6 separate regions of the Homo sapiens genome follow, and regions 1, 3, 4, 5 and 6 are each linked to region 2. Evidence: chromatin loops called from intact Hi-C (ENCODE). Cell type or tissue: A673. All regions are shown on one strand. Links, peaks and the distances in the headings refer to the core of each region. The heading gives the core; the rest is flanking DNA. Region 1 has its middle 69 kb from the start of ZNF618. Region 2 holds the start of LOC124902252 (a long non-coding RNA gene). Region 3 has its middle 8.5 kb from the start of KIF12. Region 4 overlaps LOC105376223 (a long non-coding RNA gene). Region 5 holds the start of LOC107987120 (a long non-coding RNA gene). Region 6 has its middle 140 kb from the start of ZNF618.

What was found. Peaks named below come from ENCODE experiments on the same cell type or tissue, not always from the same donor. Only the 100,000 strongest peaks of a DNase experiment are listed, where the experiment ranks them.
Region 1: it touches region 2 in a loop (2.6-fold over the local background); 25 of 110 quality-filtered maps call a loop at or near these places.
Region 3: it touches region 2 in a loop (5-fold over the local background); 90 of 110 quality-filtered maps call a loop at or near these places.
Region 4: it touches region 2 in a loop (3-fold over the local background); 38 of 110 quality-filtered maps call a loop at or near these places.
Region 5: a loop joins it to region 2, with 8 times the contacts of the local background. A loop is called at or near these places in 88 of 110 quality-filtered maps.
Region 6: it touches region 2 in a loop (2.5-fold over the local background); 12 of 110 quality-filtered maps call a loop at or near these places.

Annotation. Positions count from the first base shown.
Region 1 is chr9:113,805,003-113,810,229 of GRCh38, forward strand. No RefSeq gene overlaps it. Among named protein-coding and RNA genes, the nearest start is that of ZNF618, 69 kb to the right of the region's middle. In A673, for the core only: a CTCF peak has its summit at 2,552 (motif pointing right); a DNase peak (open chromatin) is centred at 2,579.
Region 2 is chr9:114,288,803-114,294,029 of GRCh38, forward strand. COL27A1 (collagen type XXVII alpha 1 chain) reads left to right here. Exons shown (of 61, transcript NM_032888.4): 44 at 112-165; 45 at 440-493; 46 at 1,256-1,309; 47 at 1,422-1,529; 48 at 2,008-2,115; 49 at 3,301-3,408. It overlaps LOC124902252 (a long non-coding RNA gene), which reads right to left and starts at 2,011. Exons shown (of 3, transcript XR_007061741.1): 1 at 1,827-2,011. RefSeq lists an enhancer at 1-604. In A673, for the core only: a CTCF peak has its summit at 2,397 (motif pointing left); a DNase peak (open chromatin) is centred at 2,389.
Region 3 is chr9:114,105,147-114,110,373 of GRCh38, forward strand. No RefSeq gene overlaps it. Among named protein-coding and RNA genes, the nearest start is that of KIF12, 8.5 kb to the left of the region's middle. RefSeq lists a silencer at 2,893-2,982. In A673, for the core only: a CTCF peak has its summit at 2,958 (motif pointing right); a DNase peak (open chromatin) is centred at 2,975; H3K27me3 peaks cover 1,203 bases.
Region 4 is chr9:113,680,320-113,685,546 of GRCh38, forward strand. It overlaps LOC105376223 (a long non-coding RNA gene), which reads left to right. Exons shown (of 3, transcript XR_930254.3): 3 at 1,587-5,227. Among named protein-coding and RNA genes, the nearest start is that of ZNF618, 190 kb to the right of the region's middle. In A673, for the core only: CTCF peaks have their summits at 2,077 (motif pointing right) and 2,277; a DNase peak (open chromatin) is centred at 2,102.
Region 5 is chr9:114,079,830-114,085,056 of GRCh38, forward strand. LOC107987120 (a long non-coding RNA gene) reads right to left here and starts at 1,240. Exons shown (of 3, transcript XR_001746905.1): 1 at 1,006-1,240; 2 at 869-911; 3 at 111-773. In A673, for the core only: a CTCF peak has its summit at 2,837 (motif pointing right); a DNase peak (open chromatin) is centred at 2,862.
Region 6 is chr9:113,734,708-113,739,934 of GRCh38, forward strand. No RefSeq gene overlaps it. Among named protein-coding and RNA genes, the nearest start is that of ZNF618, 140 kb to the right of the region's middle. RefSeq lists an enhancer at 4,088-4,636. In A673, for the core only: a CTCF peak has its summit at 2,902 (motif pointing right); a DNase peak (open chromatin) is centred at 2,904.

The sequences.
Region 1 (5,227 bases), core at 802-4,801, 480 kb before region 2:
GCCTCCCGAGTAGCTGGGATTACAGGCATGCGCCACCACGCCCGGTTGATTATTTTTAGTAGAAGCGGGGTTTCTCCATGTTGGTCAGGCTGGTCTCGAACTCCCAACCTCAGGTGATCTGCCTGCCTCAGCCTCCCAAAGTGCTGGGATTACAGGCGTGAGCCACTGCGCCTGGCAAGGCTCTTATTTTTTAAAGTAGTGTCAAACACCTACCACACAGAGTCATTGTGGGGCTGATGTGAATTACTTCGTCTAAAGCCCCTGGCACAGTTTGAGGCACACAGTAAGTACTGAGTAAGTCTTAGTTTTCTTTCCTTTCCAAATAAAAACTCCCTAACTCCCCTGCCTCTCCTCCACCATCACCAACCCTTTTTCAGCAATTCCACCCTGGTTTCTAAGGCAGAACTTTGAGGCATTCCATAAAGAAGGCTGTGCTGCACTTGGCTACCCACAGAGCAGCCAGGGTCATTCTTAAGATGGCTAGTCTGGTCTTCCTAATATTAATAAGATATTCATTTCCCTAAGAATGCATCAACCTCTGTAGCCATCCTGGAAACATGGGAGGGGGCTAATGCAGCTCTATTAATCCAAGCAGGCCTCACATCCACTTTGATTCAAAGGCTTCATTCTGATCAGTTTCCACAAAAGGGATGGTTTATTAGTCGGTGATGACAGGTGAAGTGAACTCAGGTACTGAGCGTTTGGCTAAGGATGACAACGAGGCTATTTTAAGTCATTGAAGTTCAAGGGTATCTGTCTCAGCGCCTTTGTTTAAATTGATTTGCAGTCCTGATCGCTTGACCTTGCTGCATAAAATAGTTTCTAAGGGGAAAAATATAAGAGCGCAATTCTAACCAAGGGAACAGATGTGTCCCAGCTTGCCCACCCTGCCTCACACCAGCCAAACCTACCCACCCCGCTGACCTTGAATGTGGGTGCGGATGGTGACATGGTCATCATGCAGCAGGAACAGGAAGGAGCAGAGAATGGCCCAGCAGAATGCTCCAGCCATCTGAGTGGGGAAGGCCCAGAAAAGGGGAGGATTGCCCAAGGTTGGGAAATGAATCAGTGACAAAATTAGGATTTTAATCCAGGTCGGTGCAACTCAGACTTCTCCTCTCAATTCCTATTTAAAAAAATGTTTAATATTTATTAAGTGCTTACCACGTTCCAGGCACTCTCTAATGCTTTATGTATATTAGCCCATTTAATTTATACAACAGCCAACAAGAAACAATTATGGATGTTTTTGTTTTACAGATGAAGAAACAGAGAATCCCCATTTTATAGGCAGCTTATTGGGGTGTCCAACCGTTTGGCTTTCCTGGGCCACACTGGAAGAAGAAGAATTGTCTTGGGCCACAGATAAAATACACTAACCCTAACGATAACTGATGAGCTGAAAAAAAAATCACAAAAATATCTCATAATGTTTTAAGAAAGTTTATGAATTTGTGTTGGGCTGCATTCAGAGCCGTCCTGGGCCATGTGCAGCCTGTGGGCCGGGGGTTGGACAAGCTTGGCTTAAGTAATTTGCCCAAGGTCACAGGGCGAGTAAGATGGCAGAGATGGAATTTGAACCCCTTGGAGTAGGACACTACAACCAGCCTCTCAGCCACCACCCATTCCATCTCTATTTGTTTATTGCTTTGTGAAAGAAAACAGGTCTAAGCAAGGGTCTTGCCAGATCTAAGCAAGACAGTTTGGCTGTCTACATGGACCAAGTTAGCCTGGTTATTGTCACATCCCCCAAGCACTTCATAATGGTCATATAATATTTACTTATTTTTTTTTAGATGGAGTTTCACTCTTTTTGCCCAGGCTGGAGCGCAGTGGCATGATCTTGGCTCACTGCAGCCTCCACCTCCTGAGTAGTTGTGATTACAGGTATGTGCCACCACACCCAGCTAATTTTGTATTTTTAGTAGAGCTGGGATTTCACCATGTTGGTCAGGCTGGTCTCGAACTCCTGACTTCAGGTGATCCGCTGGCCTCAGCCTCCCAAAGTGCTGGGATTACACGCTTGAGCCACTGCTCCTAGCCACATCATTTCTCGAAATCAGTCCTCTACCTAGGTCTTCTGGAGTGCCCGAAGCAGCACTGATTAACCAGTAAGAAACGTGCTGCACCTGACAGTATTTCTTGGCGACATCCAAACAAGCTACCCCACCCCACTTCCCTCTGACCAGTCTAAGATGTGCATCTCCAATCCACTCTTTCAGCCTTTAGCCTGCTGGAGGTAAAGCCTGTGGCTAAATCCAGCCTGCTGGGGATTGCTACTTGTAATGGGCAGAAGGAGCACTGGATTGGGAATCTGGGCATCCATGTGAAAATCCTGTGTGTCCTTGAGTGAGTGGCTTAACCTCTCTGGCCCTCAATTTTCTCATATGTAAGATGGATTTAAGAATACTTGCTTTTCTCTCACGGTTGTTCTGAGGATTAAGAGAACTTGCCTGTCATGGGTGGATTTTGAACCATGGAAAGGATCATGCATTTAGGAGATACTCCGAAAACAGAGCCCTCTTCCAAGTGACGAGGTGTAATGAGAGAGAGTGACCAGTAGGTGGCAGTGCTTCAAAGCAGCCTGTGGGATCCCAGAAGGAACTTCCTATTAACCCTTCCTCATTAGGCGGATAGAACCTTAGCCCCCAACCCCCAGCACACCCCGGTAAAGGTCATCGTGAAGCTCAGATTGCAGAAGTGCCACTTCCAAGGTTCCACGACGACACAGTGGCAGAGGCAGGATCAGACTCTGGTTGGGGTGGTCTCTGCATGTCTCCCTTCATTCAACCCCTATTTATTAGGTTCCTAGGCGGCGCAGAGACTCACGTTAGACCTTCCTGTGAAGGGGGAAGGTCTGCTCCAGCCTGGGGGGTTTACAGGCCATTGGACCTCCACACCTAGAGTCCCCCATTGCTTCCTGGCCCTCACTCACGGGGATGAGCACTCACACAAAACTCAACCAAAGCTGGACACCTGCCAGCGGGAGGTAATGGGCAGCAGATGGATTAGCGACCAGGAGATCTAGTTCTAACCCGTTTCACCTCTAGCTTGCTCTGTGACGTTGGCCAAGGCCCTCATTAGTAGGTCATGAAATCAATTTAGTGGATGTTGAATTGGGGAGAAAAGGAATTTAAAAAATACTAGCATATCTCTCTGTATCTGCCACAGTACAGGTAAACATTTTTTTTAATTCTGCTTTTATGCACACACACACACCCTGATATAAAAGGCATTTCACCTTGTGCACCACAGTCTCATAGTTCTGGGAACAACGTGTGAGAGACTCAAATTCTGCATCCTGAGATCCAACGTCTCCTCTCCCCCATCTTCACATCTACAAGCCGACCCCAAGCTGCCCAGGAATCCCTATCTGGGTATATTCCTACAGTTCGCTGCTTCAGCAGTGGGAAAGTTCTTATAAGCTGATGATGCACAAGATACCATCTTATCCTCAGTGCAGTCACGCAGGGTAGATATTCCCCCATCTACAGATGAGAAAACTGAGTCTTAGGTCCCACAGCCAGCATGTGCTAGAGGCAGGACTTGCCTCTCAGGGTCAGCCTCACCCTGGGAAGTTGCTGACTCCACTGACTCCTGCTGCCTTGAACACACAGGGCCCAGAGGCCACTTCTCCTAGGAAAAGAAACAACCGCTTACGGGTGCTTCCATTTCTCTTATTCCAAGTCACTTTTATTTTCTCTCTCTCTTTCAAGTTTGATTGAATTTACACTTAATGAATCCAACTTTATCATTTAGGGGATGTTGGAGCAATAAGACTTGGCAAGGCATGAGTGATGATGCAATAAGTTCTGCTGGGAGCCGGGAGCCATCCTGCTCCCTCCCTTGAGTGATGGCTGTGTGACTCAGGCCCTAAGAAAGCCACCACACTCCCCGAAAGGAGCAAGACTAGGTGGAGATGGGGTCATGTTACTTAGGCCAAGGACTCAGAACAGGTCTTTTAGATTAGGATGGGTGGACAGGGGTGGGAAATGGAGGGTCAGCAAGATGGGAGAAGTAGAAGCCAAGGCTGCCAGTGAGCTGCTTGCTCTATGGCCTTGGGTAAAAAGTGACTTTACCTCTCTGATCCTCAGTTCCTCCATCTGTAAAATGGGGCAATGGCCCAAAGATGTTGTTTTGTAAATTGTAGAAGGAGGCTCATGCTCTTATCAGAATTTCAAAGGTGGAAGATTGACAGCAAAATAAGCTGCCTGGAAGTCCATGTCATTTCCCTTTACTGGCTGAATGATGATAAAGGACAGTTCCTCTATCCGAGCCCCGCACACGTGTAAGGCTGGTGCAAGTGCCTCTGGGCAGGACGGAGGGTAACATCTTTGATGAGGAAATAAAATGAAAAAATAAAAATTAAAGTGAGATTTTACTTTGGTTAATAAAAACGAGGCACGCACAGAAAAGAAGTGGCTGGGTGAATGTGCCCAAAATGTTCACATTCAGGGGCAGAATTTATTTTCCTCCTGATTTTTATCTGGATTTTCTAAACTTTTTTTTTAAAAGATGAAAACACACAGATGGGTGAATGAGCTATAAATGTAGCATTTAATGATGAAGTGGATATTTATGTAACTACCCTCATTGCCGTTCCTTAGAAGCCTCTCACTTGATCTTAGCCAAAAGGCCAAGAAGCGATCCTTAGAAGCCTCTCACCGAAACCTTTTCCACTCCCTGGAAGGCAGCTTTTTCCTATCATCTCTTTTTATTTTTCATGGTTTTACTACCTAAGTAGGCATCCCTAAAGAATAGTTTGAGTTTGCCTATTTTTGAAATGTATGTAAATGAAATCGTACTGGATGTATTTTGTGGGGGTGTGTATGTATCTTTAAAGTTAACATTACGGTTTTAAAATGCATTTTTGTTGCATGTGACTATAGTTGGTGCATTTTTTTTTTTTTTTGAGATAGAGTCTTGCTCTGTTGCCCAGGCTGGAGTACATGGCATGATCTCGGCTCACTGCAACCTCCACCTTCTGGGTTCAAGTGATTCTCCTGCCTCAGCCTCCTTTAGTAGCTGGGACTACAGGCATACGCCACCACACCTAATTTTTGTATTTTTAGTAGAGACGGGGTTTCACCATATTGACCAGGCTGGTGTCGAACTACTGACCTCAGGTGATCTGCCCACCTCAGCCTCCCAAGGTGGTGGGATTACAGGTGTGAGCCACCTCGCCTGGCCAGTTTGTGCATTTTTTGATGTTGTGTAGTAATACATT
Region 2 (5,227 bases), core at 190-4,189:
AGAGGGGGGATGACACATGTCTAGAAAGAACAAGAACTTCCCAGGCTTCTGTGCTGCCTCCCAGCCCTCTGCAGGATGGGCCCCCCTCACCTGTCTCTCTTTGGCTTCCAGGGACAGGAGGGTGTGCAAGGCCTCCGTGGAAAGCCAGGCCAGCAGGGCCAACCCGTGAGTGGTGCTTCGTGTCCCATCCCTGCCTCCCACCCTGAGTGGGGCGGAGCAGTGGGAATTAAAGAACTAGGCCCTTTAAAGCTTAAAGGGACCCTCCCTGCAGGAGGGTCTGGGGCAGCCATTTCTGTTTCTCCTGCCCTGACCCTGGGGATGCCCCCAGAACCTGCACCCCCAAACCCCTCCCCACCCCTCCCCCTCCAGGCGGAGACTGGCCACCCTCCCCGGGAGAGAATCCTGGGGCTGCCTTGCGTCATCTCACCTTGGTTTGCAGGGGCATCCGGGACCCCGGGGGTGGCCGGGACCCAAAGGATCGAAAGGCGCAGAGGTAAGAGGGCCGGGGGTTCAGCAGGGAGACTGAGTCCCAGGAAGGGGGAAGCCTGACCCACAGTCACACAGCAAACCAAACGCAGGCTGCAGAGGCTGCGAGGCAGGGTAGGGAGGGGCGGCCCACCAGGAGCCCGGCAGGCTGCTTCTGGCCATGACCCCATCTCCCTTCAAATAGCCTGAGTGAGGAGGGACAATCAGCCCCATTTCACTGGGGCTCCAGGAGGGGAGCCAACTGCCTGAGGCCAACCAGAGTGACTTGAACCCAGGGCTCACCACACTGTAGAGAGAAAACTGGGAGAAGTCAATTGAGGGGGTCTGGAGGAAGAGGAGGCAGAGACAGGGTGCTTGAGCAGGAGCCACTTCCTGCCTCTGCCCCAGGGCCCCTGCCTTCCCCCAGCCCCCAGACTGGGCCAGTGCTCTCTTAATGCTCTTTCCCTCCCCCGGGTGCGCCCCCCTCACCTGCCTGCCTCGGTGATACCTAGTCTCTAAAAGATCCAGTGGAACTGTGGCCTCTGGCTCCTCCCAGAAAATTGTCAATGCCAGTGAGGGGACACCAAGGCCCAGAGCAGGCTCAGTGACAGCCCCAGGAGGTTCCAAGGCCAGCTCTGGCCCCAGGCTTCCAGGCCAGAGTGCTTGGGTACATCTGTGGCATCAGATGTTCACCCAGGGGCCCACAATCCTCTCAGTCCCTCCTTCCAGAGCCCCTAGGGTCCCACACCTCTACCAGGCAGCCTCCATCATGTGGCCCTTGATTTTTCAGGGACCAAAGGGAAAGCAAGGCAAGGCAGGGGCCCCAGGCCGGAGGGGGGTCCAGGTGAGTGACTACAGCTGCTGTTTCCAGCCAACCTCCCTGCCCGCCCCCCACACCCGCCCTCCTCCCACTCCCTGCACCAAATGCCCTCACCAGCTTTTTATGTACCCCCCAGGGCCTGCAGGGGCTGCCAGGGCCCCGGGGCGTGGTGGGGAGACAGGGCCTCGAGGGCATCGCTGGACCAGATGGGCTTCCTGGCAGGGACGGGCAAGCAGGACAGCAGGTGAGCGGGAATTGGCATTAACAGATGGTGGCTCCATTTGGGACCAGGTGTAGGGGAACTTCCCCAGGCCATGGGCCAGAGGAGCCCGTTTGGAAACTTGGATGGGCAGAACCAACACATCCAGAAGTTCTCTGGGGTGGGCAACCATCTCCTCCCCTGGCACCTGGGAGTGTGGACCTTCTGACTGTCTCTCCTGGATGCCAGCACCCAGAAAGACCTTCCTTTCCTCCCCTGCCTGGTGGATAGGGTTCCTCTCCCGCCCCTTCCTCACTCAGAATCCCGCCCTTCCCCACTCACAATCCTCAGCTCCTCCTGTCCTCCTGGTCCAGCCACATCACACACAGGCCGTCTGACCTCCATCCTGGAGTGTGACCCCTTCCTCCAGCTTCACCCAGGGTTTGCCCAGGCGTTGAGCCATCTGCTTCCTTGGCTGTATCGTGAAACACAAGAGACCCTCCTCTGCCTGCTTTCTTAACAGGGGGAGCAGGGAGACGATGGGGACCCTGGCCCCATGGGCCCTGCTGGGAAGAGAGGAAATCCAGGTGTGGCCGGCTTACCTGGAGCACAGGGACCCCCAGGATTCAAGGTCAGATACCTCTTAATACACTTACCCACCCTCTGCCCTTTCTGCCTTGATGCAGACTCTAGTGGTTCCGACCCTTTGGGCACCCATGTCCCAGGGCCTGTGTGAAAATGGAGTCCACATTGTTGACCTTTCTCCGTCAGCAGTGCTTGGGGGTCCTGCCCCAAGCTTGAACCAGAATGATAGTTCATCTGGGGAGCTGTAAATATCGCCCCTACCAGGCCCTTGAAACCTTCAACTGGTTTTTGAGTTGTCCACGGGCGCCCTCTCGTGGACATTTGTGGAACAACACGTTGCTTGCAGCCGGGATCCCCAAGGCATCCTTAGAAAGCTTCCCAGTGCCGCGTGGGAGGAGGGGGCCCCCATGAATCCGTCAGAGCCAAGGGCTGGACACTGAAGGGGAGATGTAGATGAATGACTCAGATGTGGTTCTTGCCCTCTCTGAGCTCGAGGTTTAATTGGGGGAAAGATTGGAACCCTCTGAGACACAGGAGGCGGAGGGAGCGATGGCCTTGACCCAGGGAAGATGTGAATGAGAATAGAAGGGGAAAAGGTGGCCACACAGTGGCTCACACCTGTAATCCCAGCATTTTGGAGGCTGAGGCTGGCGAATCACTTGAGGTCAGGAGTTCGAGACCAGCCCGGCCAACATGGGGAAACCCCGTCTCTACTAAAAATACAAAAATTAGCTGGGCATGGTGGCAGGCACCTGTAGTCCCAGCCACTCGGGAGGCCGAGGCAGGAGAATCGCTTGAATTGGGGAGGCAGAGGTTGCAGTGAGTTGAGATCGCACCACTGCACTCCAGCCTGGGCGGCAGAGCGAGACTCTGTCTAAAAAAATAAAAATAAATAAATAAATGGGGAGGAGGCATTCTACGAGTGTGAGCTGAGGTTTGAAGGAGGGAACTGCATGCTGTTGGGGAAAAGCAATAAGGAGGAGAGGAATTGTGGGAGAGGAGAGGGGAAGGCAGGGCCCGGAATGCGAGAGGAGAGACAGAGACCTTCCTCTTTGGGAGGTGAAAGTCTTGTCACCCCTACCCCACCAGGCCTCCATTTGTTGCCCCAGCATTCTGCAATCTCGGGTACCCTGTGGAATCACTGTTCTGGCTCTCCCAGGCCCCCTCCGCCTCCTCCTGCCTTAGAACCCCTTCCCACTTTGACTGGTAATTTTTTGTGTGTTTCTTTAAGGGTGAGAGTGGGTTACCCGGACAGCTGGGTCCCCCTGGCAAGCGAGGAACAGAGGGCAGAACGGGGCTCCCTGGAAACCAGGGGGAGCCTGGGTCCAAAGGCCAGCCGGTGAGTGAGCGCCAAAGAATACACATGCCCACGCACTCACACATGCACACACTCACATACACCTACATGTACAAACACATGCACACTCATACACACACACAAACACACTGACCCAGAAGCCACCTCCTTGCTCTGTGACAAGGTATAAAATCTGGGTACCAGATACCATTCTGCCACCCCTCAACCAGGTGGTGGGGGAGGCTGAGGAAAGAGACCTGAGTGGTTCCTTCAGAATGAGGAGAGGGTGATCACAACCAGAAGGTGGGCGCTCCTGACTCCCAGTCCAGTGCTCATTCTGTGCCTCACTGCCTTCATCCCCCTGTCCCAGAGGCTGCATTCAACTCACCCTTGCCTGGAAAAAGAAGGAAGAATGAACAGAGAATAAACAGGGCAAATAGAAAACACACAACAAACAGTTTCAATACCCCAATTAAAGCTGAGATTGTCAGAGTGGATGAAAAAGCAAGACCCAACTACATCTGCTGCTACAAGAAATCCACTTCAAATATAAAGATATAAGTAGGTTAAAGATAGATATAGAAAAAGACATACTGTGCTAACATTCATCCCAAACAGCTGGAGTAGCTATTTTAATATCAGATGAAATGAATTTCAGAGCAAAGACTACTAACAGTCATAAAGAAGGTATTTTCATAATGACAAAGAAGCCAACTTTTCAAAATAGCATAAGAATCATAAATGTTTATGCACCTAAAAATAGATCTTCAAAATAATCAGGCAAAGACTGATAAAGCTACAAGGAGAAATAGACAAATTCACAATTATACTCAAGGATTTCAATATATTTCTCTCCTAATGGGTAGAACAGAAGCAAACAGAAGATCAGTAAGGATGTCTTGAACTGCATTATCAACCAACATGACCTAATTGACATTTATAGAACACCACATCCAATATCAGCAAGATACACATTCGTTATAAGTTCATTCAGAACATTTACCAAGACAGACACTATTTTGAGCCTTAAAATCAATCAATAAATTAAATTATAAATCAATAACAGAGAGATCTGAAAGATCTCCAAACATCTGGAAACTAAGTAACAAATGTCTAAATGACCCATGGGTCAAAGAAGAGACCAAAAGAGATGTTAGTATTTTGAATTGAATGAAAGTAAAAAACAGCATATAAAAATTGGTGAAATGCTGTTGATATATAGGGAGATCTTTATAGTAATAACTTCTGTGTTAGAAAAGAAGACAGGTCTCAAATAAATGGTCTCGGATTCCGTCTTAAGAAACTGGGGGTTGGGGCTGGAGAAGGCAAATTTAAAACAAAGTGAGCAGAGGGAAGGAAATAATGAAAATCAAAAATAAACCAAAAAAAAAAAAAGGAAAATCAAAAGTTAGCTTTTTGAGATCTGTAAAACTGATAAACCTCTTGCCAGACTAATCAGGAAACAACAAAAACAACAAAAAGGATACAGAAGTTACTAGTATCAGGGATAGGGGAGCAATGTCACTACAGATATGACAGAAATTAAAAGGCTAATAAGGGAATATTATAAATGATTTTATGACAATAAATTTAAAGACTTAGATGAAATGGACAAATTCCTTGAAAGACAAAACTACCAAAGGTCATCAAGAAGAGACTGATAACCTAAATAGCCTTATATCTATTAAAGAAATTGAATCTGTAGTTAGAGCTTCCCACAAAGGAAACTCTGGGCCCAGATGGCTTCACTGGTAAATGCTACTAAACATTTACAAAAGAAATAATAACGGCTGGGCGCGGTGGCTTACGCCTGTAATCCCAACACTTTGGGAGGCCGAGGTGGGTGGATCACGAGGTCAAG
Region 3 (5,227 bases), core at 730-4,729, 180 kb before region 2:
CAATAAACCTGAACTTGACCATGTTTGTGAATTCATGAACAAATCACTTAAAAATCTCAATCTCCTAAAATGCATAAGAGAAAAGAGTAGGATATCTGAATCGTTTTATATCTGTTAAACAAGTTGAATTTGTAATTAAAAACCTCCCCGCAAAGGAAACACTTAGCATGGATGGCTTCACCGGGGAATCTTCCAAACACTTAAGGAAGTAATGAAATGAATCTTAGACAAAATGTCATCAACAGAGCCAGAGGGAGAATTTCCAAATTCATTTTTAAAAAAATGAGGCCAGCCTAACCCTGATATCTGATCCTTACAATGACATAATAAGAAAAGAAAACTGCCGGCCATTAGTTCTCCTGAGCACAATTGTTAAGATTCCAAATAATTACTGGCCAATCATTTCAGCAATACAGAAAATGCGTAATACATGTGGATTTAGTCCAGTAACTCAAAAGTTGCTTGAACATTTGAAAGTCAATCAGTGTAATTCAACACATTGATAGAATAAAGGAGAAAATCAAATGGTCATCTCAATAAATACAGAAAAGACATTTGGTAAAATTTAACACTTGCTTATGATAAAAATAAAAGCTTTCAACAAACTAGAAATACGATGGAAATTTATTAATTGAATAAAGGTTCTTTACCAAAAAAAGCTTACAGGTAACATCATATTTAATAATAAAAATAACTTCCTCTTCTCTTACCATCATCCTAGTACAGTAAGGCAGCAATGTATGTAGAAACTGGAAAGAAAGAATTAAGTTAATAAGACTGTCATTTTTCACAGCATACATACATACACAGATGTATAGGTATATAGAAAATTCTTAAGAATCTCCAAAGTCTCTGATACAATGTCAATATGCATATATTATATATTACTTGCTAATTACATATAAAATACACAATTGGAAATTAAAATTTTAACATTTAGAGCAGCATCAAAAAACACAATGTCTTAGAGATAAATTTAATAAAAGGCATTTGAAATAAAATGTGAAAATAGCAAAACATTGCTGTTATTTAGGAAGACCTGAATAAAAGGAGATAATTACTATGTTTATGAATTAGAAGATAGAGTATTGTGAAGATGTTACTTTTCTGCAACTGACATATGTAGATTCAATGCAGTCCCAATCAATATCCCAGCAGGAACTTTTAAAAATGAAAATTGACAAGCTGATTCTAAAATTTATATGAAAATGCGAAAGACTACAATAGCCAAGATAATAATGGAGAAGAGCAAAGTTGGAGGACTTATACTACCAGATACCAAGACTTAATGTAAAGCTACAATAATCAAGACAGTGTGGTATTGGTGCAAAGACCAGCAAATGGAACAGAACAGCCTCCAGCAACGCATCCATCCATATGCATCACTTGATTTATGACAAAGGAAGCGCTGCCCTCAGTTGTGAGAATATTGTTCTTTTCAATCAATTGGGCTGGATTAATTGGATATCCATTTAGGGAAAGAAAAAAATCCTTGATTTCATACCTTACATCATTCACAATATTAATTTAAAATTAATGATGGATCTACATTTAGAAGAAAATCTAGATAATATCTTCCTGACATTGACAGTAGACAAAAGTTTCCTAAACAAGTCACAAAAAAGCACTAAACATAAAAACTATTGATGTATTGGACCACATTGAAATGAAAAACTGTTCATCAGAAGATTGCATTTAAGAGGTAAAAAAGCAAACCAGACTGGGAAAAGTTATTTGCAATACACATATCTGACAAAGGACTTCTATCCAGAATATATACAGAGCTTCTACAAGCCAGTAAGAAAAAGACTAACAACTCAACTTAAAACTGACCAAAAGATTTGAACTGGCATTTTGCAAAATATGATATCCAAATATTTAATAAACATATGAAAATTGCCCAACATAATTAGTCACCAGGGAAATTAAATGAAAACCATAGTGAGATACAAGTACACACATACCAGAATGAAATGAATACAATTAAAAAGACAGGCAGTACTGTTTGTGAACCATTTTCAGAAAACAATTTTGCAGTATCTACTAAAGCTAAACAAATCCCTATCCCATGATCTAGCAATTCCACTTAGGTCTCTGCCTAAGAGAAATGAGTTCAAATATCCAACAAAAGACATATATGAGACTGGGCATGGTGCTTCTCATCTGTAATCCCGGCACTTTTGGTGGCTGAGGCAGGAGGATCACTTGAGCCAGGAGTTCAAGACCAGCCTGGGCAACACGGTGAAACCCCATCTCTACAAAAATTACAAAAATTAGCTGGGTGAGGAGGCTGAAGTGGGAAGACCACTTGAGCCCAGACGTTGAGGCTGCCGTGAACCGAGATGGTACCACCGCACTCCAGCCTAGGCAACAGAGTGAGATCCAGTCTAAAAAAAGAAAAAAGAAAAGAAAAAAAGACATATATGAGACTGTTCATAGTAGCTGTTTAGCCACCTCCTTCATCACCACCACCACTGTTTCTACTTCCATCATCCTCATCATTACCACCACTATCACCATAACGCCATCACCACCATTACCAAAACTCAACCATCACCACCAATACCTATGTAACCAGCAGACGCCATAGTCATTTGGTCACTGCAACCACTGTCACCAGCATCATCAAAATCTCTACCGTGACCACCACCATCATCACTATTACCACGCTTCCATCCTTCGGAGTCTGGGCTTATTCATTCCAGGAAACTAAAGCTGTTAAACTGGGCTCCCAGCCAGCGGCACCCCCATTGACCACGGTGCTCCCTGTTCCCACAGCTAGGGCTGAGTTCCTCTGTGTACCCCCTCTCCTCTTCACCCTGTTTTTGTCTGCAGACTGCATTCCTTCCTCAGGAGCAGTAAGTCTCCACTTCTCCTGACGCGATTGAGGATAGGACAGATGGAAGGCCTGCAGGGACCTTAGCAGCCGGCTGGGCCCCGCAGGGCGCATACCCAGCCCTCGCTAGAGGGCAGCAGAGCACCATGCCCCTGCGACCCGGGTTCATCACAAAGGAAGCTTTGTGGAGTGCAGGCCTGCGCTTTGCAGCTCGCTCCTGAGCCAGTGCCCAGCCCCAGGAGGGGCTGACCAGCTGATGCGTGGTGAGAGACGAGCAGGCCCTCAAGATGCACTCTCCGAGAGAGTGAAGAAAGCAACACGAGTAATCAGGGGGCCCTCCCACCAACCCCCTGCCCCCCGGTCCATCCTCTTCAATCCACTCTCCTCCAGTTAGCCCAGCCATCCTTCCCTGGAAAAACCCTGCCCTGGCTTACTCTCGGGCCTCTGAAGAGTGTCTGAGCTCCCAGCTTGGGACTCGAGGCCATTTGGGCTCTTGCTCCTGCTGATCCCTCCGGCTGTGGTCTCCACCACCCTGCACCCCTACCTCCCGCGCTCCAGTCCCCAAAGCTTTGCTTCCATCCTCTGCTTGTGCCGGTGGTTCTCCCTCTTTCAGGAGTGCTGTCTTCCACTGGGTGGACTCGTCCTGCAAGCTTTCCCTAGAACGCCTTCCCTGCCACCCCCTACCCGCCAGGACAGGTCAGAGCCCGCCTCTGAGTCCCCACAGTCTCCCGGGCTCCCCTCCGTTGCAGCACTGATCACACTGGGCTTCTCTCTTCCTGTCTGCTGGGCAGCAGAGACTGTGGATGCTTCATCCCTGAGGTCTATGAGCCAGCGCAGGGCCCAGCACACACTGGGAGCTTAGCAAACATGGGTGGAAGGAAAGAAAGGAGCCAGGAAGGAGGCAGGGGTGCTGGTGAGAGGCCTGCTGGGCGCTTCTCTGTGTCCTTCCTCAGCCTCCATCTCTCTTCCCTCCCTTCCTCTGGGGGCTAACAAAAAACACTCAACTCCATGATGCGAGGATTCATTTAGGGACTCATTTGTCATGGAGATCATCAGCTCCTGTCACAAAGCTGCTCTCAAATGCACCCAGAAACAGGGTGACATTCTTCTCGCTTGGGCCAAGCTGGCCTCTCAGACCAAACTGTCCGATGCAAATCTAGAATCCCCAGAGGGTGGAGGCCAGGCTCTACTAGGCCCAGGTGAGCCCCCGTGTCGCTGCTCTCTGCTCTTTCCAGCACCCCAGCAGCACATTACACAGGAGGGCTTATGGCCATTTTTCAGCTAGAGACTGAAGTCTTGGTGGGAAGAGGCAGAGCCCAGTCTGGGGCTCACCCTGCAAGGCAGCGTGGCACAGTACTGAGGTGGAGCGGAGATGAGAAAGAAGGTCTGTGAGGAAGGAGGTTCTTCTTATATCACATGACAATCATCTATCATTGCTCCACTTGTACCCCACGCAGAGGAAAAGCCAGATGGGTCCAGGGCCTGTTGTGAAATTTTTGCCAACAGAGCTTGCTGTCCATCTATAATTAAAACATGAGTGGAGGCCATAGGACTCATTACATTTCCCAAAATTCTCCATGCAGAGATCATTGAATTCACTTCTGTCTGGCTCACTACTGCATTTTACAGATGGGAAAACGAAAGGAGGCCAGTACAGGCTGGGGCAGCAGTTGCATTCGTGGGAGAGCCGAGACTCTAGGGAGAGATGGAGAGCCATAGAAACCCATTGGTGCCCCTGGGCCACCACTCTTTCCTCTAACTGCCTGCCCCCGCCACCCCCACCCCAGAGGATACTAAAGTCAGGCTTTCCACTAGACGAGGAGCTTTTTTTTTTTTTTCCTTTCTTTCTTTCTTTTTCTTGAGACAAAGTCTCACTCTATTGCCTAGGCTAGAGTGCAATGGCGTGATTTTGGCTCACTACAACCTCCGCCTCTTGGGTTCAAGTGATTCTTCTGCCTCAGCCTCCCAAGTAGCTGGGATTACAGGCATCCACCACCATGCCCGGCTAATTTTTTGTACTTTTAGTAGAAACAGTGTTTCATCATGTTGGTCAGGCTGGTCTTGAACTCCTGACCTCAGGTAATCCACTCGCCTCAGCCTCTTAAAGTGCTGGGATTACAGGCATGAGCCAATGAGCTTTTTGAGCGTGAGGATCACATCCCAATGCCCAGAACAGGGCCTGATGCAGAGCCGCATCCTCTAAATGTCTGTTTGGTGATGGGATGATGGTCCAACAAGAGGAAATGAAACATCCTAAAGCCTGGTTTTGTCTTTTAGTAAAGACAAGCCTCTATGGATGGTTGGGAAATCAAAAGACTCCAGGGTTGTTGAAACTCCCTGTCATTTCCAGGATCTAGCTCTTCTTCTAGGAATATACATAGCTTTCCCCTG
Region 4 (5,227 bases), core at 526-4,525, 610 kb before region 2:
AATGGATAAACTGGAGTTTGCAACCAATCTCGAGGGACTGCTTTTCTATTTGGGTGACCCCTGAAAGGCTTCTGAGCATATAGTTATTTTTGAAGGAAAAGAGGAAAGGCTGAGGGGTGGCCACCATTACCAAGAGTTCACCCAGATGCTAACTTATTCTGATGTTTGCTTATTTTTATTTTTATTTAATCTGATGTTTTGATGCAATTGTTCGTATTTTGTGTTTGACCTTAAACCATTATAATTCATCTTGGGCATGCCAAGAGAGGCAATTGACTATTAGTGACCAGGAAGCAGCCTATTTTCTTAAAATGTGACCCAGCCATGTTCATTGAATTGATGTAAAGCAAGGTTAATCTGAGGGAGAGGTGGGTGGCACTGCTTTGATCTTAACTCTCTTTGATCATAATTTACTTCTCTGCTGCTTGGAATAGAAACATGTTTCCTCTTGCCCAAGGTTTCCACCAAGAGGCCTTTACACTTAGGGAAGAACTTGAGCCAAGTCCTGACCCGTGGATTCTGGATGCAAAATGTACAGACTCAGAATGAAGAATTGCTATCCTAAATTCTGAGCTGCATGAATTCTAGGTATGGTAGATGGAGCACTGAATTGGGAGTTGGTTGATGTAATCCTCCCACACACTCTAGGAAGGAAGTTGTTCTTATGCCCATTTTACAGATGGAGGTACCGAGACATGGAGAGTTGAACTAACTTGCCCAACCCAGTAAGTTGAGGAGCCTTGGATTCAAGTTCAGGGAATCTCCCTTCTCCCTGCAGAGATTGGAACCTTAATGACCAAGCCTAGAGGCTCTCCAGATCTTCTGTGTGACCTTGGGCCAAACTCCTCTCCTCTCTGGGCCCTGTTTCCTCTTCTCTAAAATAAGGAGACTTGGCTGGATAATTTCCAGGCCACCCTTTCTGGCATTGACTACATACAAAATTTTGTGATGTTCCCAAAAGTCCAACAGGCAACCTGACTGTCATAGGTGATCCTGGTCAGATTTGATCTCCAGAGTCTGAAGAAAGAATTTAGCATGGATGGAGAGGAGTATTTAGCAAGTACCTGCTCTGTGTGCTACACGTTTCATGCATGTACTTCATGTTCATTCAATCGCCGCCACAATGTGATGAGGCCGGTCCTGTTATCCCCCTTTTACAGATGGGGAAACTGAAGATCAGAGTGAGGATGTGGCTTGTCCACATACCTGAGGAGTGGTGGATCCAGGATTAGCCTCCAGTACCCCATAGTACCCCCGTAAGAGCATCCCTCATCAGAGCATGCTTGGTAATCTCCTGTTTATCTAGCTGTGTCCAGTCTAGACCATGAGTTCTGAGTAGCAGGGACTGTATTTTAGGCTTTGTATCTCCAGGTGCCAGCACAAGGTCTGGCCCACAAGAGATGATCATTGAGCATTGTTGAATGAATCCATGAATGAACAGATGAATGAATGGAACACTCCAGAGCTCATGCCATCCCCTGCACTAACTGCACGGGATGGTCTCTGTGGGAAGAAAAAGAGGGGTGTGGGGAGACAGGCTCAGATGGAATCCTCAGTTATGTGACTAACGGCTTTGTCTCATTCAGTTCCTAGGCCCAGATGTCCACCCTCCTTCACGAGCTCAGAATTGAGCTCGTATCGCCAACATGTTTTGCGGAAATGCTCATATCAACACTTGGTGAACCAGGAAGACTGTACCCTCATTCCTTTCTCCTGCTGCCTGCTAGGTTGAGTTAGAAAGCTTACTCTCGAGTTTTACTGGCTTGCTTGTGCTTTTTGGCATTTTCAAAATTTTGTACAATGATCTTCAAAAAGCAAAAATACATTAATTTTTTTAAAGGTAGGATCCATATGAGATTGGATCTTCATCTTCTAACACTTTGGAGAACAGAAAAGTGGTATTTGGAGATATAATCTTCATAAGAATTGTGGCACTGAATAAAAGAGCACTGGAAGAGGAAAGAAACATAAAGGAAAGAAAGGAAAAGAAAAGACCAAAAGAAAAGCAAGGCTCCACTTGCAAATGAGAGAGCAACTTGGAAAACCTGCCACTCACTACCACTGATGCCCACAAGAGGGCGTCTCAGGGTCATCCGGAAGGCAAAACTCAAGTCCAAGATCCGCTTCCCAGCAGCTGGAAATGACCAATGAGTAGGTTCTGGAATATCAGCAATGACCCTGGCTCTCCAGCACTTTACAGTTTACATTAGACTCTCCTCCCCGACGTCATTTGCACCTCCCAAGGCCAGTTCTCCCGGTGGTTTCCAGCCCTGGGGCGTTTGTGGTTCTCTCTGCCTAGTGGGATGCAACTGGCATTTAGTGTTTGTCCGTATGTGGGTGTGGCTGGGGAGGGCAGAGAGGCAAACAGCCCCGCACAAGCTGTACAGTCCCCCTCATCAAGATGTGGCACTCCCTCTTTGCCAATAGCAACTCCTTTTTGAAACACTGGGCCTGAAGCAATCATCTTGAAGACATTTTTCATCAATCTTGTTGAAATCAACCTGGTTTTTCAAAATAGAGGAAGCACATCAATGAACAGACAGCCTTGCCCCATTTCTTCTGGGAAGAGTCACAGGAGGGCCTGCAGTGGGCAGGCAGGGACCGTGTCTTTTCTCTACCACACTGGGAAGGGAGGGAAGGGGGGCAACTTGGCTGAAACCCACAATGGGCACTTAGCATATGTTGTCACTTTTAGGGCCCACAACAACCTAGGAGGGAGATATCAATTATCCTCATTTTACAGATAGGAAGACAGAGGCTCAGAGACGTTCAGCCATCTGCCTGATGCCACCCAGCTTTTCAGAAACACATAGAATCAAGATTTTTTTTTTTTTGAGACTGAGTTTTGCTCTTGTTGCCCAGGCTGGAGTGCAATGGGGCGATCTCAGCTCGCTGCAACCTCCACCTCCTGGGTTCAAGCGATTCTCCTGCCTCAGCCTCCTGAGTAGCTGGGATTACAGGCGCCCACCACCACGCCCAGCTAATTTTTTTATTTTTAGTAGAGATGGGGTTTCACCATGTTGGCCAGGCTGGTCTCAAACTCCTGACCTCGTGTTCCGCCCACCTCGGCCTCCCAAAGTGCTGGGATTACAGGCGTGAGCCACCATGCCCAGCCAGAATCAAGATTTTTAACCCCAGAAAGGCCCAGGCTCCCCCAGCCCCACCACGGCTTCTATTGAGGCAGATACCAGCTTGGAGGTGGTTTTCCGAGAAGCCGTGAAAAACTGGGGTGGGCTGGGCTCAGGCTGTGACTCAGGGGGCCAAATTACCCCCTCCAGAATTCTAGCAGGCTGCGGGGAGGCCCATCTCTGGTTCAAATGTTCTGCGAGCTAGTGCATGAAATCTGTTCTTTTCCCCATTAATGCTTGCTGTACTTACACTTCTTACTATAATTACTCTGCAGTAATTAACAAGGGAAAATAACACATCTGGGTCTATACTTCGGCTCCAAACAGATGTACAAGATGCAGAGGCATGCAGAGGTCCTTTCACTTATTCGGCAAATCTGGATGGAGCATCTACTATGCACCAGCCTGCTGAACTGCAGGTGTCCCTCAGTGAGCCAGGGAGCACAGCCCCTGCTGGGCATGAAGGCGGAGTCTTTGGCAGGAGGAAGGGGAAGTGCCAAGGCCCTGGGGTAGGAATGGGTTTATCATGTTTTGAGAAGCTCCAAAGGCCAGTGTGACTGAAGCAGAATGTATGGTTAGTGCAGGTGGGAGACAGGTCAGGGAAGGGGTGGAAAAAGACCTTGGAGGGCTCTGGAAGGCACCAGAAAGCAGCTGGATGGAATGCAGTGGGAAGCCCACTGGAAGGGATGAGGCAGGGTCATGGTAGACTCTGATTTTGTCTATTTCAAAAGGGACTGGGGCTGCCCTTTATATCTGTGTGAATAATCTGTATGGGGGAGGACAAGAGAAGAAGCCAGGAGACCAGTTGGAGTGGGCATGGTAGAAGCAGAAAGGATGAATTTGGTGCATATTTTGGAGTTAATGTCCATGGGATTCACTGATGGATTGAATGTGGAGGTGGGAAATAGGAATGAAGGGACACTTGGTCAAGGTGTGACAGTGCTATAGCTGTGAGTCGCAGTCATCTGGAAATGCATTCATTCATTTATTCACTTATTTAGCAAAGACTGAAGGCCTGCTACATGCCAGGCCCTGTGCGAAGCACTGGGGATAGATCAGTGAGCGACAGCCACTGTGGTCCCTGCCCTCAGACACCACATGCAGAGTGCCAGACACGGCAGGAATGAAGCGGCAAACCGGGGGGAAGGAGGATGGAAGGTCCAGGGTCTCAAAGCTGCTAGGGTTGGGGTGGTGGGCAGGGAGGTTTCCCTGAGGAAGTGAGAGCTCCCCAGCTCCCCTGAGATCTGAACAATTGGTGGGGGAAAGGGAAAGGGTGTTCATGGAGGTATTGTGATGACCAGAGGAGGCAGCAGTGTTTTTTTATTTTTATTTTTATTTTTATATTTTTTTCTAGAGACAGGGTCCCACTCTGTCACCCAGGCTGGAGTGCAGTGGTGCCATCAGGGCTCACTGTTACCTCAAACTCCTGGGTTCAAGCAACCCTCCCACTTCACCCTCTTGAGTAGCCGGGACTACAGGCATGTACCACTGTGCCTGGCTATTTTTTTTTTCTTAAAAAAATTATTTTTCAGAGAGGGCGGTTCTTGCTATGTTGCCAAGGCTGTTCCTGAACTCCTGGTCTCAAGCTATTACAGGCATGTGCCCCATGACCAGCAGCACTGGTGTTTGAAGGGAGGCTCTAGTAGAGGCAGTGAGCGTTGTGACCTGCAAAGGAGGCTGGGGCTGTTCCACGTGGGCACAGAAGGCTCAGATACCTCCTCAGCAGTAGAAGCATCTCACAGCGGTGGAACAGGAGGACCAGCATTGATTTCCTGCATCTCAGATCCCTCTGCTTGCTGGGCAGAGACTGGATTGGAGATGACTATTGCAATAGAGAGAAGGGGACAGCCTGCAGATAGGCTTTGGGTTTCACACACAGGATTTGGTGATGGTTTGGCTGTCAGGAGGACAAGGAGAAAAGAGAGGGAGGAGTGGAGGGTGAGTCCTCTATTTCTTGCTTGAGCAACTGAGCAGTTGGAGAAACCATTTATTGAGGAAAGGAAGACTCAGGATTTTGGAGAAAAGATTAGGAACTCAAAATTTGATTGACATTTTGAGCAACAAACGAGAGTGAGGACAGAGAGAGATTCCTCAAGACT
Region 5 (5,227 bases), core at 849-4,848, 210 kb before region 2:
TTTAGTAGAGACAGCGTTTCACCATATTGGCCAGACTGGTCTCTAACTCCTGACCTCAGGTGATCCTCTCACCTCAGCCTCCCAAAGTGCTGGGATTACAGGCGTAAGCCACTGCGCTCAGCCTAAATTTAAGATTTTAAATGAGAATTTTTTAAAACCCAGGTCCGTTGTCTGTGAGCTCACACTCTTGCCAGCAATACCAAAGGCCTCTCTATGAATTTCCCTTCTCCAGTGGTTAAATCTACTGTCCTTACTTCCTCCCTGCTCTTGGCATGGAACATTCCATACTCTCAGCCACCTCTCTGTTAGAGCTGGGAATGACCCCTTCGGGCAGGCAGTCCCAAGATTAAGACCCCTGCTTATGTGAGAATCAAAGGATTCCCCCATGTAGTCAGTGCAGAAACAAATGGTGTATCATGTCCCTTCTGTAAGATTCAGTCAGTACATCCCTCTTTCACTGGTATCCAGAACAAGTGTGCTTCTATTCATAAATGTGTTTCCTTTGCTCCGTCACCCTAACCTTGGCCAGTGATTATATTCCCTTCTTGCTTTGGCTGCTAGGAAGCTCAAAGCCATGATGTAAGTTTAAGCACAGTTACTGTCTTGGTTTAGCTTTCTGGGACAGTTATCTTCGTGTTCCTTGTGTTCACAAAGTTTCTCAATCTTTGATGTTTTAGTTAATGATGGTAATGAGGAGGTGGTAGCCCCCAACTTCTCCTTGTTCTGCATGATATTGGAGGTGGCTTTCCCTCGCTAAAGACCACTTTCCGTATCTGTGAACGGAAGAAAACAGTTCTTGTTCTGTCTGTCAAGAGGCCAAGAGAGACAATGTGTGAGGAAGTGAACTGTAAACTGTCCACTGCCTTACCTGTGTGGTGGCTCAGGGGTGTCTGCCATTGGAGGAGGCAGGCCTGGTATAAGAATAAATAAATAACAATGAATCATTAATAGGAATAAAATCATCCTACTAAGCCCGCTTACAGTGCACCAAGATGGCTCGCTGACCTTCATGTTGGGCCTGCGTGACTACAGTTATCAACCCCATGGTCCAGATGGGAAGCCTGAGACGCGCAGGGGTGGAGAAGCCCCAGTCCTAGCCTCTCTTGGACAGGGCTGTTCATTCAGTTGCACAGCCTCTCCTGGGGGTGGGGAGAGGCCCAGAGGATAAGTCCAGGATGTTGATTTCTTCTCCTGCCTCCAGGAATGTTTGTGCTCCTGAGATTATTAACCAGAGCAAACAGAGAGAGTAAATGCTGCCAAGGGCCACTTGGACTTTTGACTGCTTTTTAAAAATTAACCTGGGGACACAAGTTGCAAGACCAACAGTGGTCAGACAGCTGCTGCCCCCTCCTCCCCTTCTGGCTGCTGGGGTGGGAGGATGGAGGCTCTGGGGTCCCTGCCCTCCTAGGGGGCCCAGGGGTCTAAGAGTCCATGGGAATTGCTAGGTTCTGAAACCATTTGGTTGTGGGGGAGGGTCTTGCCCCTCACAGGAGGCCTCAGAGCCTCAGGGGTACCCAGTGCAATGTGGAATAGAGGCCTCGATTTTCAGATGCACATACTGGGGCTCAGGGAGGGGATGGGACTTGGTCAAGGTCACCCAGTGTGTGGCCGAGTCGGGGCCAGATAGGCCTGACTGTGGCACCCAGGCTCTCCCCTCATCATTTATTCTTGTGTCTACTTGTTCTTTTGCCAAATACACACTCCATGCTTGGTGCTGAGGACAGGATGGGCATATGACAGGCCTCCCAGAGCTCCCTTGAGGCCTGGGGTTGGGGAACAGACGAGGTGAGAAGGTGATAAGACAGGATGGTTGCTGCAGTGATCAGGGAAGCAGAGGCCGGGACAGGGGAGTCAGACTCCAAGAGTAGGAGTGAGCTAGACAACAGTGCAGTGGGATGGGTGCATGGGGGAGGGGAGTGGGTTCCATGCACAGGGAACAGCAATTGCAAAGGCTTAGGGAAGAAAATAGAAAATTATTTTTATTTTTATCCAAAAAATACAAATAAATCCACAGGTCTGGAGCTTGGGGACAGAAGGGAGTGGTGAGAGTGAGGCTGGGGAGGTGGCTGAGGTCCAGTAGGTGGGATCGTGTTGCCGTCCCAAGGGGTGTTGCTTGGGAGTGCACAGGGGCACTGGTGGGTTTTCAGAAGTCAAGGTCAACCAGATTAGTAATCGGGAGAGATCAATCAGGAGGTAACGTAAGCTGGAGACCCAGGAAAGCAACTCCTTAGGAGATTTTCCAGGAAGAAGGAAGGGGCCGGGCCAGGGCACTAGGACCCAGTGACTGGACCCACAGGGACATCAGGGACATTGACTGGGAGTCAGACCAGAGGGTGTGGTCAACCTTTGAGTCCTCCTCTGCCAATGGTGGAATGATAAGGTGACTTTCTCCGTGACAGGAGGCCTTGCCTCCAATGTCTGACCTTGCTCAATTTCCATGGCCTCGTGCCACAGCCTGTCCACTCAGGGTCCTCATGGCATAGCTGGAGGTGCACAGCACCCATAACTCCATGACTGGTGATGTGGAGGGGTGTTCTCACTGCCCTGTGATTTCTAGGCATTGTTACTCATCCCTACACCTCCAACCCAAAGAGCAAGTCCACCCAGAGACTTGAGTCCTAGTCCTTGTGGCTTGCTGCGGGACAATGGGGCAGTCATTTCCCTCCATGGCTTCAGAGCTGACATAATAACTGAATGAGGGTCACTTGTGAAAATGCACCCCAAGTGTGTAGATACGTAGGACCCCTGTCATCATGGGCGCTTGGTACCGCATGTGCTCCAGCTAAGGACTCCATACATAGCTGCAACTGCACTAAGGTGTGAACTTCCCTTGTCCACCAGGGGGCAGCAGAGAACTTCCCGAAAGAACCACCGGAGTTTGCTCACAGATTGTTCTGTACAGATGGAGACAGAGGCCAGGAGCAAAGGCTCAAAGAGCTACAATGCGGGCTCGTGTCCAGGCTTCCTTGCCCCAAGCCTACTTAAAATCCCCTGGTGAGTGTAAAACATTTAGCGTCTACCTTGCCCATCCCTACCCTGCTAGAGAGCTTGATGCTTGGTTGGGGCCCTTAAAAAAAATAGTTTTGCTGGGGAACCAGAATTGGGTGCAGTTGTTGCAGACCACGAAGGCTACTATAACTGTACTAAGTTCTTACTGTCTGCCAAGTCCACGCAGAGCACTACAAGAGCATGTCGTTCTAAATCCTCTATTAAGAATCTTTTTGGAGTGGAGTGGCTCAGGCCTGTAATCCCAGCACTTTGGGAGGCTGAAGGGGGCGGATCACCTGAGGTCAGGAGTTGGAGACCAGCCTGGCCAACATAGTGAAACTCCCATCTCTACTAAAAATACAAAATTAGCTGGGCGTGGTCGCGCACGACTGTAATCCCAGCTACTCGGGAGCCTGAGGCAGAAGAATCATTTCAACCCAGGAGGCGGAGGTTGCAGTGAGCCAAGATCACTCCATTGCACTCCAGTCTGGGCAACAAGAGTGAAACTCCATCTCAAAAAAAAAAAAAAAGGATCTTTTTGTGGGGTGGTGGGGAGGGAGAGGATCAGGAAGAAGAGCTAATGGATGCTGGGCTTAATACCTAGGTGATGGGTATATCTGTGCAGCAAACAATCATTGTGCCTGTTTACCTATGTGGCAAACCTGCAGATCTGCACATGTACCTCAGAACTTAAAAAAAAAGTTGAAGAAAAAAATAATCTTATTATGCTGGTAGCCCTATTTTGCAGGTAGGGAAACTGAAGCTAAGACATCAGGTGATCATGCGTTGAAGGTCACCCAGACATTAAATTCAAACCAAGATCTGTCTCTGTTAACACTTAAGGCACTCTGCTGACCCTATCTCTTGTCTCTTGGCTAGATCTTAGGCCACGTTCTTTAGACACTTGGAGCTGATGAGTCTCCCTTCATTGGACTCTTCACAGCCGAAGTCAGGCCTATTTCTCCCTTCCCCAGCCAAGGGTCACCTCAGCGTCTGCTATATCAAGTCCAGACCTTCTCTCCCTCCTTGGGGCCCAGCACTGTGCTGGGTGCATAATAGGCGCTCAGCCAACAGTGCTGACTGACTTACTCAGAACCATGGGGGAGATTTAGGTCGGATCCCAAGAAGGACCACCCACGCAGAAGACAGCTGAGGGAGACTGGGAAATTGGACTCACCACATCCAAAACCCCTTAACCTTATGTCCAATGAATGAGCAAAGGAAGGAATGACTGGGCTCTCAATGGCAAAATTTATAAAGCAAAGACCCCTTGCTCTGTGGTGGCTTGTCTTCGAGTCATCAAATTTGAGTTTGTCTGTGTATTATGGCCTGGAGTACACCCAAGGCATTGTCCAACATGCTGTGATGATTAAGCTGCTGAACTTTATATCCAGACAGACCTGGGTTCTAGTCATGACTGCAACCCTTTCCTGCCTGTTTGATCTTAGCTAAGTGACTTCACCTTTCTTTCTCTTCTGTTAAATGGGGTTAATAAGAGCTCATAGCGGTGTATGAGAATTAAATGATGAGAAGCATGTCATGTCCTTGCTCCTTGGAGAGAGCTTAGTCAATAATAAACGTTGGCCCTGGGTCGGGGTGCCCTTAGATGTTGTCAATCCAGGTTCCTGATTGCAGGAGTGGGTGGCTTAGCCTGGAGAAGCACTCCTGCCCTTATAATCTTTGGAGCTCAGAGTGTCTTTGAGATCAGAGCGCCCTGGGGACAGAGCTTGTGGCCCAGGATCTAGCTCCTTTTGCACCCCTGAGGAAAGGGTTACCAAAGAATAAACTTCCAAAGGCCTTGTCTGTGTCCAGGAAGGGGACGCAGGCATATTCCTGCTTGTTGCAGGCCAATCTTATTGTCCATTGAAGCAGGACCTCCAGGAACCTGCCCCAACTCCTGGCTGACCGAGTTGATGCAACCCAGCATCTCTGGAAGGACTAAAATTGCTCTTTCCTGAAACCACGAGGCAAGCTGAGCTCTCTGGAAATTCCCACCGGCCTTTCTTCAGTGAAGACAAATGGATTTCTCTGAATCAGTTGCCTTGGAAGGGCAGTGGGAACTCTTCCCTGGCTCTTGCCCTTGGGCGACAGAGTACTTCTTTCCACTCCTTTCCCTGGAAGAATCTGTGTTAGGAGGGTCTCCCTGGAGGAAGGAGCCAGCCGAGCTGGATGTCAACAAGTTCATGAGTCTGTAGTAATGAGAGTCCAGAAGTTGACACAATTCCTCCCCCGCAAGTAA
Region 6 (5,227 bases), core at 423-4,422, 550 kb before region 2:
AAGCAGCTAGTATTGGCTAGGATAATTCTGGCAGCATATGACAGAGACCAAATAACAGTAGTTCACATAAAATACTAGTTAATTTGTTTCTCACCTAGTTATTAGGAAGGCTCTGCCTTACAAAGCTGCCTATAATGCAGATTCCTTCTGTGTTGGTCTGGGATGTATTCTTTATCCACATGATCCAAGGTGGCTTTCATTTGTCACTGTTATGAGGAAAGGCTTCTGGGAAGAAGGGCAGAAATGAGTCCTCCAACACGGAAAGGACATGCAAGCAGGAAGGGCAGGTGTCCTCTCTTTCAAAGGCATGGCCTGGAAGTTATACGCATCACTGGCACGCACTCCCCATTAGCCAGAACTGACTCACATGGGCACAAAACCCAGCTGCAAGGAAGGTGGGGGAGTATAGCTTTTATTCTGGGAAGCCTCTGTTATTATGAGAGAAAAGGGGAAGGCTGACATTGGAGAATGGCTGTATGTGGATGAGAGCTGTGAGAACAGAAGGACCACCCAGAAGGAATGAAGATGAAGACTTAACCACTCCAACAAGGGAGAGGGTGATGTCACCCTTCCTTCTTAAGGAAGACTTAACCACCCCAATAAGGGAGAGGGTGACGTCAAAGATGGACAAATGGCAAGAAATGTTGAGGAAATCCATACCTTTACCCATGTACATCTTCCTGTCTGAAATGCCCTCCCATTTCCTTCCTCATTTCTCCAGGCCCAATTTATGCTTGATTTCCTCATGGAGGCCTCTACTGACAACTTCAGTCTTTCCCGGGCCTAGATAAAAAGTCTCTGTCTGGGTTACTAACTGGGCCAACATGATTATAATCATCTTTTATTGATGCCTCTTATGAAACAGGTAATTTATATACATATACATATCTCATTTTCTTCTCACCATGCCTTTATGAGACTTTTATTATTATTTTTTTATTTTTTATTTTTTAAAGAGACAGGGTTTCACTCTGTCACCCAGGCTGGTCTCCACCTCCTGGCCTCAAGCGCGATTCTTACCTGAGCTCTGACATTACAGGTGTGAGTCACTGCACCTGGCCCCTTGTTAGACTTTAAGAGGCTCGGCGAAAAATCACTTCTCTCTCCCCTTCTGAAATGAGGATCAATTGGGAAATAAAATCCAGGAGACTGGCGAATGGACATCAATGTTAGCTTTTTATTGATAAACTGATTGGAGAGCATGACTTCCTATTTGTGGTCAAAGGGCTGGCTCATAACCCTCTTTGCACCCATACAGGATCCCATACAGGGTCCCCCATAGAGAACTTGGAAAGGCCTGCTGGGGGAAGTTTGGGCTTCAGAGTCACTCATCTACTGAGGATTCCTGCCTAGCCCTGGTATGGAGAAAAGGGATGAAAAGAGGAAACATCCCTAGTCTTACAGTCTTTTAATAACTTAGCTCTACCCACCAAGAACTGTGGTCCCAAGGCTGTGGCCCCACATCAGGTAACTCATTCACTTCCCCTCTGAGGGGTAGAGGGGAAGGGGCGGGGCAAGAGGCCAGGAGTGTTACTCTTTTTGCGTTCTGTCCATGGGGAAACGGGAGGCAAGAGGAACGAAATTTCTGCCATAACAATCCCTAATGAGAGGAATTGCTTTGCCCATGTTATAGGCGAGGAAATCAGCACTGCGAGAAGGGCTGTGACTTGCTAGGGTCACTGAGATGTCATCCAGGTATTAGATGGCAGAGAATTTTGGAACCAAATCTATCTAGCCTTGGTCATTAGTCACTATCTGTAGTAGCTTATAAGCTCTTTGAAGGAAGCATTACAATCAAACATCTCTACTTTCCCAGCAGCAGCTAGCAAAATGTCTGTTCATTAAAAGACTCACAGCAGAGTCTGGTATAAAGGGCCCGGGTTCTGGTCCACATATGTTGCCTCTTTGTCCTCGTCTCATGTTCAGTCAATCTCTTTACCAGGACGTTTCACGTCAGAGCAGGAAGCAGTGATGCTACCTGGGGACCTTGTCAACGCTGCTGCCTCTGAAGAGTCCCTTGCTGGGTTTATAGTTTGAGGCACTTTGTTGCATTTTTTTGAAATCCACTTTCTCCGTTGAGCCTCCTACTACTCCTGAGGAGGGAAGAAAAGGGTGGTGAAGAGATTAAGGGCAATGTGGGATTAAGGACCATGGGTGGTCCAGGCTGGTAGTTTAGTTCGTAACCCTTCAAATAAATAGCCTTAAATATTTGCCCAGGATGTATTTCTTTCTTTTTTTTTAATTTTATTGTATTTTTTTTTGCGGGGGGGATGGAGTCTCGCTCTGTCACCAGGCTGGAGTGCAGTGGCCCAATCTCGGCTCACCACAACCTCCACCTCCTGGGTTCAAGCAATTCTCCTGCCTCAGCCTCCCGAGTAGCCGGGACTACAGGTGCCCGCCACCACGCCCCGCTAATCTTTGTATTTTTAGTAGATACAGAGTTTCACCATGTTGGCCAGGATAGCCTCGATCTCTTGAGCTTGTGATCCACCCGCCTTGGCCTCCCAAAGTGCTGGGATTACAGGCGTGAGCCACCATGCCAACATGTATTTCAAGAGGATAGAGAGAGACTGGCTGTTAATAGAAATTGCACAGAAAAAGGGATTCTCTTACTAATGAATCTTGGGCAGAAGTGGTGGTGTTTACGTCAAGAAAAAGGCCTGCCCAGCATTTCCCACTTTTCTGTGGTCTTTATACTCTATATAGTTTTCTTTTGCAACTTGCTAAACTGTACAGCTTTTTGGCAGATATATTAAATGATTTTATATTTAGATAATGAAAGAAGTCACTTGTTCCCAGTAAACAGCCCCGCTCCATGGAACACATCTTTACAGAACTTCTGGTGCCTCCTGAAGAACAGAGGGCTATGCTTGGGAGAAACGCTGTATTTTTATCTTCCACTGGAGGGCGCTGTCTACTTTGGTGGAAGTGGAACCATCGATTCCACCAATTTATTCTAGCAGTGTTTCAGCTCACCTGGTGAATTTGTGCCTTGGGCAGTTGTCCAGCAGTCTACTCCTTAATCTGGCTTTTTCCAAGGTCCCACAGGGCAGTAGTCAGGGCTCGGATGAGACCCCAATCAGTGTCATTTCTACTGAGCTGGGCCACTGAACTCTAAGAGTTCTTGTCTTTGAAAAGAAGGCTTTTCAGAGCATACCGCAGCCTCATCCCATATGTGTGTATCTGTTACCCATTCCTATACTGTCTGTGACTCAATTTCCATGACTTTGCATCCTTTGCCTTTGCAAAAATATAAACTGGGCATCTTTCTTTTCTTTTCTCTTTCTTTCTCTCTCTCTCTCTCTTTCTCTCTCTTTCTTTCTCTCTCTCTCTCTCCTCTCTCTCTTTTTCTCTCTTTCTCTCCTCTCTTTCTTCCTTTCCTTCTTTCTTTCCTTCTTTTCTTTCTTTCCTTCCTTCCTTTCTTCCTTCCCTTCCTTCCTTTCTCTTTCTTTCTTTATTTCTTCCTTTCCTTCTTTCTTTCTTTCCTTCTTTCCTTCCTTCCTTCCTTCCTTTCTTCCCTTCCTTCCCTTCCTCCCTCCCTCCCTCCCTCCCTCCCTTCTTCCCTCCTTTCTTTCTTCCTTTCTTTTTCTCTCTCTTTCTCTCTCTCTCTCTCCCTCTCTCTCTCTCTTTCCCTCTCTCTCTCTCTTTCTCTTTTTCTTTCTTTGTCTCACTCTGTCACCCAGGCTGCAGTGCAGTGGCGCGATCTCCACTCACTGCAACCTCCGTCTCCTGGGTTCAACCGATTGTCCTTCCTCAGCCTCCTGAGTAGCTGGGATTACAGGCATGAGCCAAGGTGCCCGGCCTCGGCATCTTTCAAATAGGATCTGCTCCCTAGGTCATGACTCTCCCTCTGGATCCACTGCCGCACAGTCTCCCAAGTTGTCAGCACATGGCTTTAAAGTAGGGCTTCTCCAACTTTAACGTGCAAAGGAAATGTCTGGTATCCAGTGAAATGCAGATTCTGATTCAATAGGCCTTGGCAGTGGGGCCTGAGATCCTGCATTTCTAACAGGCCCTGGGTGGTGTCACTACCGGTTAATGTACCACTTTTCAAACGTCAAGACTTTACCTATTTATCCCATCCTGTCATTGTCCCACTCGTTTTTGCATATAGAAGGTCCCCCCCGCCCCTATAAACTCAAGGATGGAGGCTGGTCAATATCTATTTGGAGCTTCGCCTCTTACTTTGTTCTCATCAATTGCTCCTGCAGGGCCCCTCTCCCTAGCTTTGCTCCATCTCATCTATTCCTCTTTCCCTAGTTGAGCAAGCATGAAGCATTGTGTTGGTGATTGTGTCTGCCACATCTGTCCCCTGAGTGGTCTTTCACTATCATGCAGAGTAACTTCTTTTCATTTTCTCTGATCTTGCCTTTTCATTGAGAGCCTGAATCAGGACACAACAAACGATAGCATAATGGTAATGACAGATGTCACCTGTGCATAAAGTGCTTTTATACCCACAAGGCAGTACTGGTCGAGACTATGGGCTAGGGCTCCACAGTCGGCCTGCCTGTGTTCAAATCCTATCTCTGCCGCTTCCCAGCTGGGTGGCCTAGGCTTAGTTACTTAACCTCTCTGTGTCTTAGTTTCCTAATTTTCAAAATGTGGCGATGCTGCTTTATGAGGTCCTTGTAAAGATTAAATAAGATAATGTATGTGAAGCATCTAGAATAGGCCTGACACACAGTAGGCACTCAATTATGGTCAGGAATGTTATGATTCCTTTATCCTGTGAGAAAGGTGAATTATTACTTCCATTTTAAAGACGAGGACCTTGAGGCCCAATGAGGAGAAATGACTTGCACTCAAGAGCCCACAATAAGAACAGCAGCACAGCAGGGACCAACCCTGACTCCAACCCAGTGCTCACTGTACCCTCTCCCAACCCTGACTCCAATCCAGTGCTCACTGTACCCTCTCCCAACCCTGACTCCAATCCCAGTGCTCACTGTACCCTCCCCACCAACCCTGACTCCAATCCCAGTGCTCACTGCACCCTCTCCCAACCCTGACTGTAATCCCAGTGCTCACTGCACCCTCTCCGAACCCTGACTCCAATCCCAGTGCTCACTGTACCCCCTCCACCAACTCCAATCCCAGTGCTCACTGCACCCTCTCCACCAACCCTGACTCCAACCCCAGTGCTCACTGCACCCTCTCCCAACCCTGACTCCAATCCCAGTGCTCACTGCATCCTCTCCCAACCCTGACTCCAATCCCAGTGCTC